Linked DNA regions of Homo sapiens: region 2 is linked to region 1. The links are chromatin contacts, found by Hi-C or POLR2A ChIA-PET in ENCODE. All regions are on one chromosome and are shown on one strand. The core of a region is the stretch at or near the end of the contact, and the rest is flanking DNA. Distances in the headings are between cores, read along the strand shown. Region 1 holds the start of ZNF407 (zinc finger protein 407). Region 2 overlaps MBP (myelin basic protein).

Region 1 (5,009 bases), core at 1,432-3,931:
CTATTTAGTAGGACTCCTTTGAGGTGTGGGTCTTTGCGAGGGATAAAGACCATCTCTCTCCATCTCTCTGCTCCCTGACAACTACAGTGGCTTGGCAAAAAAGGTCACAAAGATGCAGGAGCAATAAGAGATTTTTCAGTGGTAGAAGAGAGTCAACAGTCCAGCAACAGAGGTGGCAGTTTCTCCAGTGGCAATGTCACCAGCAACAAAATTCTAGGCAGGCTATTTACGTGATATTGCCTTGGATGTGGCCCCAGCCAGCCAGCCTCTTTTGGTTGCTGCCTATTTTCTGAATCCAGTTCCCCAGCCTTCCCATCAATTCTGAAAGCCATCTATAGCCTTCCAATAAATTCCTTTTCTGCTTAAGTCAGCCAAGTCCATTGCCATGGTTGACAACCAAGAATCATGAATGGCACTGTGACACTCTGTGGGCAGGCCATCAGACTGCACTGCCAATGCGCATTTGCTTGTCTATATTCCCCACTATCTTGTTCATCATTTTACTCTAGTGCAATGGCTGGCACAAAGCAAGCATGCGGTAAATGTTTCCTGAATGCATTACTTAATTCCACTAGTCATCAGAGTTGGAAAGCAAGGAAAACGCTCAGTGGAGGACCACAGTGCATTCCTAAAAAACCAATCTCAACTACAGTCGAAAGAGTCACAACTATCAATTAGAAACATACAGCTTAATTTATTCGCCTATTCATAGATTTAGAAACTAGGCTTCTTCTCACTATCTGGGATACAAACCACCTTCTTAAAGGAGATGAGAAAGAGAAGAATCAAACTAGGAGAGTATATTTTATTAAGATTAGCGAGTTCTACTCTAATAAAACAAACCTAATCGGAATGAATGTTGGGGAAAATGTCCCTTCAACCAGGTGAATACCCACTAGTCCTTGAGACCTATCTCAAATCACATATCCTGCAAGAAGCTTTCACCACTCCCCACCATCAATCAGCCGTAACTTCCACTGTGCTCCCACATCTCTATTTTAGTAAGCAGAAAAAGGTATTATATATATTTATTTATGTGTCTATTCAACCAGATCTCAAAATCCTCTAGGGAAGTATATTACTATTTCCAACACCTAGAAGGGTGTTTGGCATAAAGCAAGAACCAGTGTTTTTGAAGTGGAGCCACTTTGCTCTGCTTAAAAGGTACCAATGGAACTGTCCTATTGTTTGCAACTTTTCTGTAAATCTTAATTTATTCCGAAATAAAGTTTAAAAAAAAATGCACCAGTAGCAACTGTGTTGTGAGCAATTATCACACCTGCCTTACATGTCACGCAAGAAGAAAGCTTTACCTTGTACCAGTAGCAGTAATTTTGTATATAGCAAAGTGAGTCTCAGTTTGTAAAAAGGGAATAATTCCTACTACACAAGATTGCTGTACTAAATGAAGCACAGTGAGTATGCCAAATGACATATAAGCTCTTCTTAATAAGGTTCTGATGAGTATATGTTAGGGCCCCTGTCTACAGTGTTCTAAATGGACCAGCACTTCACCACAAAACAGATACATACTACGACTAGGATGTCACCAGGCATAGACTGCAAAGCTGTAACTCAAATCACTATTAAGACTGTAATTACTTATAAAAGTATTCTACATGTGTGTCCACGGATGTGGGATGTCCTATTCCAAAACTCCCCAATGAAATAAATGGCTACTCAAAACCCAGCGCAACCGACAGAGGTCAGCGGCCACTGCACCCCGCCTCCACCAGCTTAAACTCCAGAAGGAGGCCAAGCACCCAGGGCGTGCTAGCTGGCTGGAAAGAGGTGAGCATCTACTGAGAAACCCACTGCTGCCCGCAGCGGTGTCAGGCAGCCGCGGGTCTCCCCGCAGTGGCGCAAAGCGAGCTGAAGTCGGGAATGGCTAGGACCCTTCGCTGCCACCGCGGTGCTTTCGGCCACCGCACTTGTGTGCCCTCCGCCCGCCCACACCAGCGTCGCTTAACGGAAGAAGGCGCGAGTAGCAGCGGCGCAGCCAGGGCACCTGGGGGTGACACGAGAGTGGGCGGGCGGTCCAGGGAGCCCCTGCTGGAAACCAGACGCTAAAGCTTGCAGCTGTGCAGCTAGGGGAGCATCTGTTTTCCACTTGAGAGCAACCCGGGCACGCGAGAACGGCCCGATTTCGGTGCAGGGGTGCGTCCCGAAGGAACGGGGGACTGTTTCTGCGCGGACAGGCGAACCCGGCAGGGGAAACCGAGGCCACGCTAGGTCCGCAGCCCCGAGGTGTCCACAAGAGCTCCGCTCGCGCAAGGGCGCGGAGCGAGGCTGCCCGCGGGACCGGCCTGCGGAGCGAGCGGGTGAGAGGGCAGGGCGGCAGCTGGGGCCTGGGGGAGGAGGGCGGCGAGGCAGCGTGAGCGAACGAGCGAGGGTGTGTGTCCGGGCGTGAGTCTGGGCGGGTGTCGGGAAGGAAGGCGACAGGGAGGGGCGGAGGCGGGGGGAGGGGGGAGGAGAAAGAGCGAAGGGCCCAGACGGGGCTCTGGGCGCCCAGCCGCCCGGCTTCGAGCCCTCAAGCCACCGCCCCCAGGCCCCGCGCTGACGCTGGACGGTCCCCGCCTCCAAACCCCCCGCCCCGGCCAGAGAATAACTTACCTGTTTGGCGACGGAATCGCTCCTGCTCGCCCCTCTGACTGACTCCTCCGGCTCACCGTCTTCCCTTTGGGAGGAAGAGGCGGGACATCCTGTTTCTCCGTCGAAGGACTTCCGGTGGCTTCCAAGGCGACTCCGTAGTGGATGCAGCGCCGGACGCCACAGCCGAAAAACAGAATCTTGGAACTGGTTTAGTACAATCCAGGTCGAGTTCCTTGTTTTTTATCCGAGTGGCCGGCAGGCCCATGTGCTGTCTTGTTTTTAACACATCAGCTCTTGCCGGAAGCCGCTAAGAGATAAAATAGGAAGTCCCACCCTTCCCTTAGAGAAGGAAAACGGAGAGCCGAAGGAGTCAATCTAAATTCGATGAGCGCGTCGGGCTCCAAGGCAGGCGCTGTCAGCCCGGGAGGGCTGTCTGGGATTTCTAGAGGGTCCCAGAACGGGTTCTTCCCAGGCCGATCCCGCCTGCTTCCTGCCCCGTCTCTCCACCCGCCTCCCGCCCTCTGTAAGGGACCCCGAGGGCGGCGCCGGAAACACGGAGAAGGCCCAGAACGGCGCGGGACCCGAGAGGCCTACGTTGGCAAACGCAGCCCGCTGCCCCTTTGCTCGCTTCCCCCGGGCCTGGAGTGGCTCCTGTCGCTTCTGGCGCTCCGATTTCGAGAAATGACTTTCAGCTGTGCAAGGCGAGAATGCTACTTTAGATGATGAGAAAAAATCTCTCGAATGGCTCCCAAAATGAGGTCCTTGTTTAAGAGGCCACAGGAAGCCGCTAGCCGAACTCTGATACCAAAGAGGAGGCCAAGAAGCGGACTGTGGCTTGGTGACCTGTTTGGTATTGCCAAATTTTCAGCTTTTATTAAAGCTGAAACACCTTGGCTGTTTAAAACGTTCGACAAGGACTTTTTTATGAACGTTAACGGCACAGCATACGGGTTTTTTGGAAAAAAAAAAAGGCAGGACTTCAGCCCGTCCGCCCCCTTGTGCAGGTCCATTCATGAACCTCGAGTTAGAGGCCTTTCTTCTGAAACTCAGAATCTAGTAGGGAAGACCTGTGTAGACGAATAAAAATAAATACATCACAGCTTGTTAAGTGCTGTGACAAAGAGGCAGTGAAATCCTGCTTGAGGTCATCTGCCTTGCTAAAGAGGTTTGACTATGTTGTAGGCACAGGGTTAGGGTTAGACTCTGTAATGGGAAGTTATGTGATCAGATTTCTGTTTAGGAAGATCACTGGCCAGGCGGGGTGGCTTACGCCTGTAATCCCAATACTTTGGGAGGCCGAGTCGGTGGATTGCTTGAGGCTAGGATTTTGAGACCAGCCTGGGGAAACCGCGTCTCTACTAAAAATTTGAAATTAGCCAGGCATGGTGGTGCGAGCCTGTAATTCCAGCTACTTGGAGGCTGAGGCGGGAGAATAGCTTGAACCCAGTGGCGGAGGCTGCAGTGAGCCGAGATTGCGCCACTGCACTCCAGCCTGGGCGACAGAGCGAGATTCCGTCTCAAAAAAATCATTGTAAGTAATTGGATTTTTGTGTGTGTGTGATGTTCTGAAGATAGGCTTTCTAGGCCAAATCGTCACTCAAGGCCAATTCGAACACAATTCAGTTTAAATCAGAATACATTCGAGTGATAATTCCTTACCTTTTTAAATAGTTCATAGAAAACTTTTTGTAGACATTATCTGGTTTAATTCTGATTGTAATCCACATGAATTCTCTTATCCACAGTAAGGAACAGTAATTTAGAAGACTAATAAACTGTTCCAAGATCACACAGCTAGTAAAAGTGGAACTCAACCTAAAACTCCAGAGTCAAGCTTTTCCATCATGTAGACTCAGTTTAATAGTAATAGTTAATTAAAAATTCTAGAGAAAAATGTGGGAAACAATTTCCTCACAAGTGACCAGCTGCAAATGTTATTTGTATTCCATTAACCAACATTTATTGGGTGCCTGTTATATAAAAGATAAAACTGGGTTCTGCCTTCAAAGAGTTCACTTGAAATTTAAAATTTATGTGAAAATTTAGCACTTCCTACAGTGTTTTAATAGCTATTTCAACAGTGTTGGTGTTGTATGACAAGGTGATAAATTTCTTGACAATAACAATAGCACAATTCTGTATATGGATTGGGCATTCTGTGATCTTTGGGTGATTTATCTTGCTACCTTTCTTACCTTGGGGGTTTAGTTAACACTTATGTTCCTCCCCTGAGCAGTGAAGTAAAATCTAAGTTTATGTTTCAGTTCTATTTTGAGTATTTTGAGTTACTAAGACAGGACCTTAAGGAAGTCAGTTTGACCTCATTTCCAACTGAGAGAGTCCATAGATGTCATTCAAGACTAATTTTCTGATTCTAAGGAAAAAGGGAAGTCTTTTTTTTTCTTCCTCTCTTTATT
Region 2 (5,009 bases), core at 2,510-5,009, 2.5 Mb before region 1:
CAAGGTACTGAGGATGCAGAACCAGACAAGACTTTTATCTGCTTCCAGGCCAGTGATTCTCCACTCAAGGCTTCAAGTGTCCAAGGAGAGAATACAGTCATGGATTCTTAGTTTCTGTCCCTGGTTGGGTCAGTAAAGACCCTTCCTCATCTTTCTGTTCTGGTTATCACTAGAGACAGAAACTAAAAACCATGGCTTCAGGTTGCTAAAAGCCTAAAACAAAACAAAACAGAAGAGCAACAACAAAATAAGATGGGCTGGACAAGCTTAGGACATCTCCTAATGCAGCATTTTTTAAGGGAAATGCAGCATTTTTTAAGGGATTGAAAAATTCTCAAAATCAACTCTTACATGTGTTGAATACAGCAGCCTGTGGTGGACCATGACTCCGAGTCTAACATACAACTGGTTTTGCAGGTGAGAGTCACTTTGTAACATGTTTCAACACCTTCCTCTCCTGATAAGCAGTTTCTAGTCTGAATCAGGACTTTAAGAATATGCTGTATAATGTTTGTACCAATACGAAGCAAGTGTTTTCCTCTCTCACAGCCTTTTTTGTGATGATTAGAAACTTACCCTCTGGGCCATTCCTCCTGAAATTGCCACCTCCAGACCACCAATCTTTTAAAAATGTAAGGCTAATTATAAGCGTATTTTCACCTACAATGTGCGTGTGCGTGTGTGCCATGTGTGCACGTACATGAATAGCTGTACCAGGTAGGAGATCTCTCACACTTGGCTGGACACTCCAGCTACGCGGGAACAAGCACCTGAGCGGGGTCCTCAAAACCAACCAGGATTCCGCCCGCCGACGTCCTGGCTGTGACTGGCTTTGGGAAGTTTGACTCCATGCCATCCTTTGCTTCTCCACTCGGTTCTGATGAAGAAAACTGAATTGCGCTTCCACAATTCAGTGGCGGGAGAGGGTGGACCTCTCGAGTTCCCAGGGCCCCTCCTGTCACCTGCCCCAGAGCCCCGTGCAGGGCCACACTGACCCCCAGGGAAAGCTTGACACTTAAGGGTTAGAGGTCAAGGCTGGGTAGAGGGTTTTTAGTTTTTGTGTTTTTACACACAGAGAAAATGAGACTAATCACTGGTTTATAATAGATCAGGAGACTATCATTTCTTTTGTTCCAAAAAAATACACTTTTTTCTCTGTCATCTTTCACCATACGTGGTAATGTCCCGAGCTGTTTGTGCTCCTTACGATATAGGGGAATGTGTTCCCTTCCTGGGGCTTCTGCAGCAAATTCCCACACACCTTCTAAAATTGTTATGGATAAGAAACAGATTCTTACATAGGTCAGCTCCCACATATTTAGGCTGATGAAAAAGAAAATTGCTACAAATAGTATGAAGGAGGCACCCTTGCTTGAAATGCGTGTCGACACGTGCAGTCACAGGTTCCGTTTGGACTCAGATTTGGACTCTTTTGGGCAATGACGCAGGGAGGGCCTGAGCTGCCAGGACCCATCCCCTCTCGTAAGTCTGAGCCCCGTCTGCAGGAAGCTCTTGTTTTATCATCACGAAAATCACCTCACTTTTGACACATCATCTGCATTATTTGTTTTGCGAGTAGACCTTTTGCTTACAGGAAATGTGTTCATCATAGGGGAATATTTTATATTTTTGGAATAGCAATATCGGGTCTCAAAAACAAACCTTATATTTGAGTAGAAATTAGTCATGAAATTTCCCAGGCCCGTATGTACTTTCTGCACGCGTCCTGTGTCCCTGTATGACCTAGAGATGTTGAACCATCAGAGAACTGAGTTGAGAAGGTGGAGAAAAAGGCGGATTTGGAGTCCTGTCTGCCATCACTATTCAGGGTCCACCTGTGGCCGCTTTGGTGTGAGGGATAAACAGAGTGGACGCACCATAGCTGTGGGACCAACGTGTGCACAAGCTGGCGCACAGGACACAAAATTCCTCCTCATGCTTATGCTGCCCCCACCCTCGAAACCAGCCTGGGAAGTGGATACAGGGAAGTGGCTGCCGCTAGGTTATCCCCCGCCACGCACTTAAAGCAAAGTGCTGTGATTTAAAGATCAGCTTTCACTCTGCATCTGAAACGCCTCATTTCTAAGATGCGGCATTGTTCTACTCTCCGGTGAGAAGGGCTTCCCACGCCAATGGGAGGACACTACTGGTCCTAGTGGTGTCCCGCTTGGAGAGACATTAAGCATGAAGAAAATGCATCTATGATCAATAACGACGGTAGCTGAATCGTACTTAATTAGTTCTTAAATAACACTTATTATTTTGTAATTAGTGAAGAATATGATCTCCTATTAGCATAGAAGCAGGATGTAAAAAAATATGACATGAATTCCTAGCTGAGGAAAGACTATCGGGAAATTATTTATTTTCCAAGTTTTAGTGTCTTCTGAAATTAACTGGATAGATATGAAAAGTGTACATAGCCAGCTATCTTTGGCTCCCTCTGCTGAAACAGAAACAATCCATTTTAACTATGTTTAAAAAGCTCTCTCTGGGCGCCAGGCACTGTGCTAGGCCTGAGGGTTGGGAAGGTGTGTAAGGCACTGTTCTTGTTCTCACAGTATTCACCGCATCACAGGGAGGGGAATAAAACAATGGACTGTTCTGGGAGTTTCTGTAATAGAGACACAGGAAAATCCGCAGAAGTCACAGGCTGCTGGGAGCCTGGAAGCCATGGGGGTGAGGTCAGAGGCCCCGAGGTGAGGTCAGAGTCCCCGAGGTGAGGCCCCCAAGGCTCAGCTCCGTGGTGGCGGCTGCTGCTCTTTGTCCTCCCAAAGAGGCTGAGAGTGTTTATTCCAGTCCCAGGAAAGTTTCCCTCCCACCACATCTCTAGCAATGCCAGACATCAGTTTGTTTTCTACTTGTGTTAAAAAGAAATCTCATTTTTGTTTCGCTCTGTATTTCTCTGATTACTAGTGAGTTTGAACATTCTCTGCATTTCATTGCTTATTAGTAACTGTTTCGTGGGACTCTGTGACTCGCAATCTGGAAAGCAGCAGCTTGGTTTCTACAGCGGCCAACCAGCAACAGAAGCCTGGCAGGTGTACACAAAGTTACAACAAATGTGAACACCTTAATTGGCTGCTATTTGTCATTCTAGAATCAGGCAACACCTCTTTCTGCAAAACAGAATGAGTGCTCCAATGAGCCGAGCAGAGGAGGTTGGTTTATAAACAGACTGAGGAAAGCAGACACAGAGAACAAAATGCAGGCGGATGTGTGGTGGTTCCAAGATGACTTCCCCATAAAGGTTAAAGCAGACGGGACTTCCTCGTCATCTGGGCTAAACCTGGCCTGCTTGGAAGTTGGGCTGTTACCTCTCCTGATTGCTCAGAAGGTCAAATAAAGATCTTCATTTGGGCTTGGTACCATACTTCATACGGGGGCGTCTGCTGGGCCCAGTGCAGGAGCTCAGTCCAAACCAGTGTCCTCTTATCAATTTAATTTCACAACGTGAAGGCAAATTCTTCCCTCCTCAATTTTGTGAGTCCAATAACCCGTGTGTTTTTTATCTGTTAATCACACCAGACAGCATTGAATTGTAGAAACAATGCCGTAAACATTGGTTGGTGGGGACCTTACCCACCCATCCCCTCCTGTCTGCCCAGGGATGGGAATGGATACACACACACACAAACACACACACACACACACACACGGGATGGAGGGTTTCCAGATAGGGCTCTTAGTGACCAGGAGGCGGAGTGTAGGGCCCTGGCTGGTGTGAGCTCAGAGGGCTGGACTTCTCTCCAGGAACAAACAGCCTGCAGTACATAAGTGAGTCACACTAGGTCTGAATCAGACTTCAGGGTGGTCTTAATGGCTGTGCCTGCCCCTCTCTCCAGAAGGAAAAGAATGTAAAATTGAGACTATGTACATATTATGGTCCTGGGTTAAAGGCTCCCAGGAAATGAGAGATTGGGTGGAAAATTGGTACAAACTTAAGTGCAGAGACCAGGGTGGGGCGCTGCAGGGAGTGGCACCCGAGAGAAGCAGCCTCCCGGTGCTGCTGGTGGGTAGCACCAGGGCCAGCGCGGCTGCCCACAGCACTGACGCCCGCTCAGTGAAAGCTCCAGTGTGACTCATTCCTCCTCCAGAAATACTCCTTGGCCATGTGCATTCTGAGAAGTGAACAGGAAATTAGTGCAACACGGTTAGGGTTGAAAAACACAAATGTGAACAAGCTGGATGGTGGTTGTGGAGCCTGGTGAGGTGTGAACAGTAACTGAAATGCTAGCGGGCTGTGCAAGCAGTCTGTGCGTGCCGACATGACGTCACCTCCAGGATCCCTCTTTCCCTGGCAAAAGCAAGAAGGAGCATATCATCCACAGTGTGATGCCATTTATGTGAAGACAGAAAGGAGGGAAAAGAATACCCATGTGTCATTGTCTGAAGGTGCCCAGATGATTGTGCAAAGTCTGGAAGGAGCTGGAAATGCCAGCTGCCTCCCAGAAGGGGGCGGGGGGGCATCCAGGAGACCCCGGGGTTTCAGCACGCAGCCACTGTGCACTTTCTAGAGCATTTGAATCATTCAATGTGCAAGTGTGACATTTCAAAATAGTTAAGTAAAATTGATTACAAATATATCAGGAAGCTGAACCATGTCTTCTCTCTGCACTGGTGATCAAACTATGTACTGAAAACTTTAAACTCGAAAAACAAGCTCACACTGCCATTCGGGCCCCAAACGACAGGCAAAGGGAGGCCCAGAGGAGAAACTCTGAAGCCGAAGATTCCCAGAGGAGTGGCCAGGGGGCCTGGCCCACCCCATAACACCACAACAGGCCGCTTCCTCCCCTGGAATGCAAAAGTGCCTCCGGACATCAGCTTCGTTTTCTGTCCCTAAAAGGACTCATTCTCCCATCAAAGTGGTCCTGACTGGTTCCAGTTAGCCAAAGGTGTCATTGGAGGAGTAAGGCCTGGCGTCAGTTCTGCCGCACAGTGTCACTTAGAATCTAAAGCAGTAACTATGTGGGCTCACCCTTGGAATAAATGGGATGGCATGTAGC

The links. Hi-C counts contacts between places; a loop is a spot of excess contacts on that map. ChIA-PET counts read pairs that join two places held with the same protein, here RNA polymerase II (POLR2A). Pooled maps may share reads with other maps.
Region 2: a map of CD14-positive monocyte shows a loop between it and region 1 (7-fold over the local background). The contact joins the enhancer-like site here to the promoter of ZNF407 in region 1. A Hi-C loop is called at or near these places in 1 of 168 maps with a recorded cell type or tissue (CD14-positive monocyte), 2 of 37 single-sample maps with no recorded cell type and 9 of 50 pooled maps. POLR2A ChIA-PET finds 5 or more read pairs at or near these places in 1 of 52 experiments (activated T-cell).

Annotation. Positions count from the first base shown.
Region 1 is chr18:74,595,542-74,600,550 of GRCh38, reverse strand. ZNF407 (zinc finger protein 407) reads right to left here and starts at 2,681. Exons shown (of 9, transcript NM_017757.3): 1 at 2,614-2,681. It overlaps ZNF407-AS1 (ZNF407 antisense RNA 1), which reads left to right and starts at 2,716. Exons shown (of 2, transcript NR_024484.1): 1 at 2,716-4,123. RefSeq lists enhancers at 1,686-1,905, 2,696-2,905 and a silencer at 2,296-2,595.
Region 2 is chr18:77,066,666-77,071,674 of GRCh38, reverse strand. All of the region lies in intron 2 of MBP (myelin basic protein), which reads left to right. Among named protein-coding and RNA genes, the nearest start is that of MBP, 64 kb to the left of the region's middle. RefSeq lists enhancers at 1,394-1,573, 4,262-4,351. Within about 2 kb of position 3,759, at least 36 of the 41 ENCODE cell types and tissues checked have a DNase peak (open chromatin) inside an H3K27ac peak, as active enhancers do; they include CD14-positive monocyte, where a contact is called at or near this core.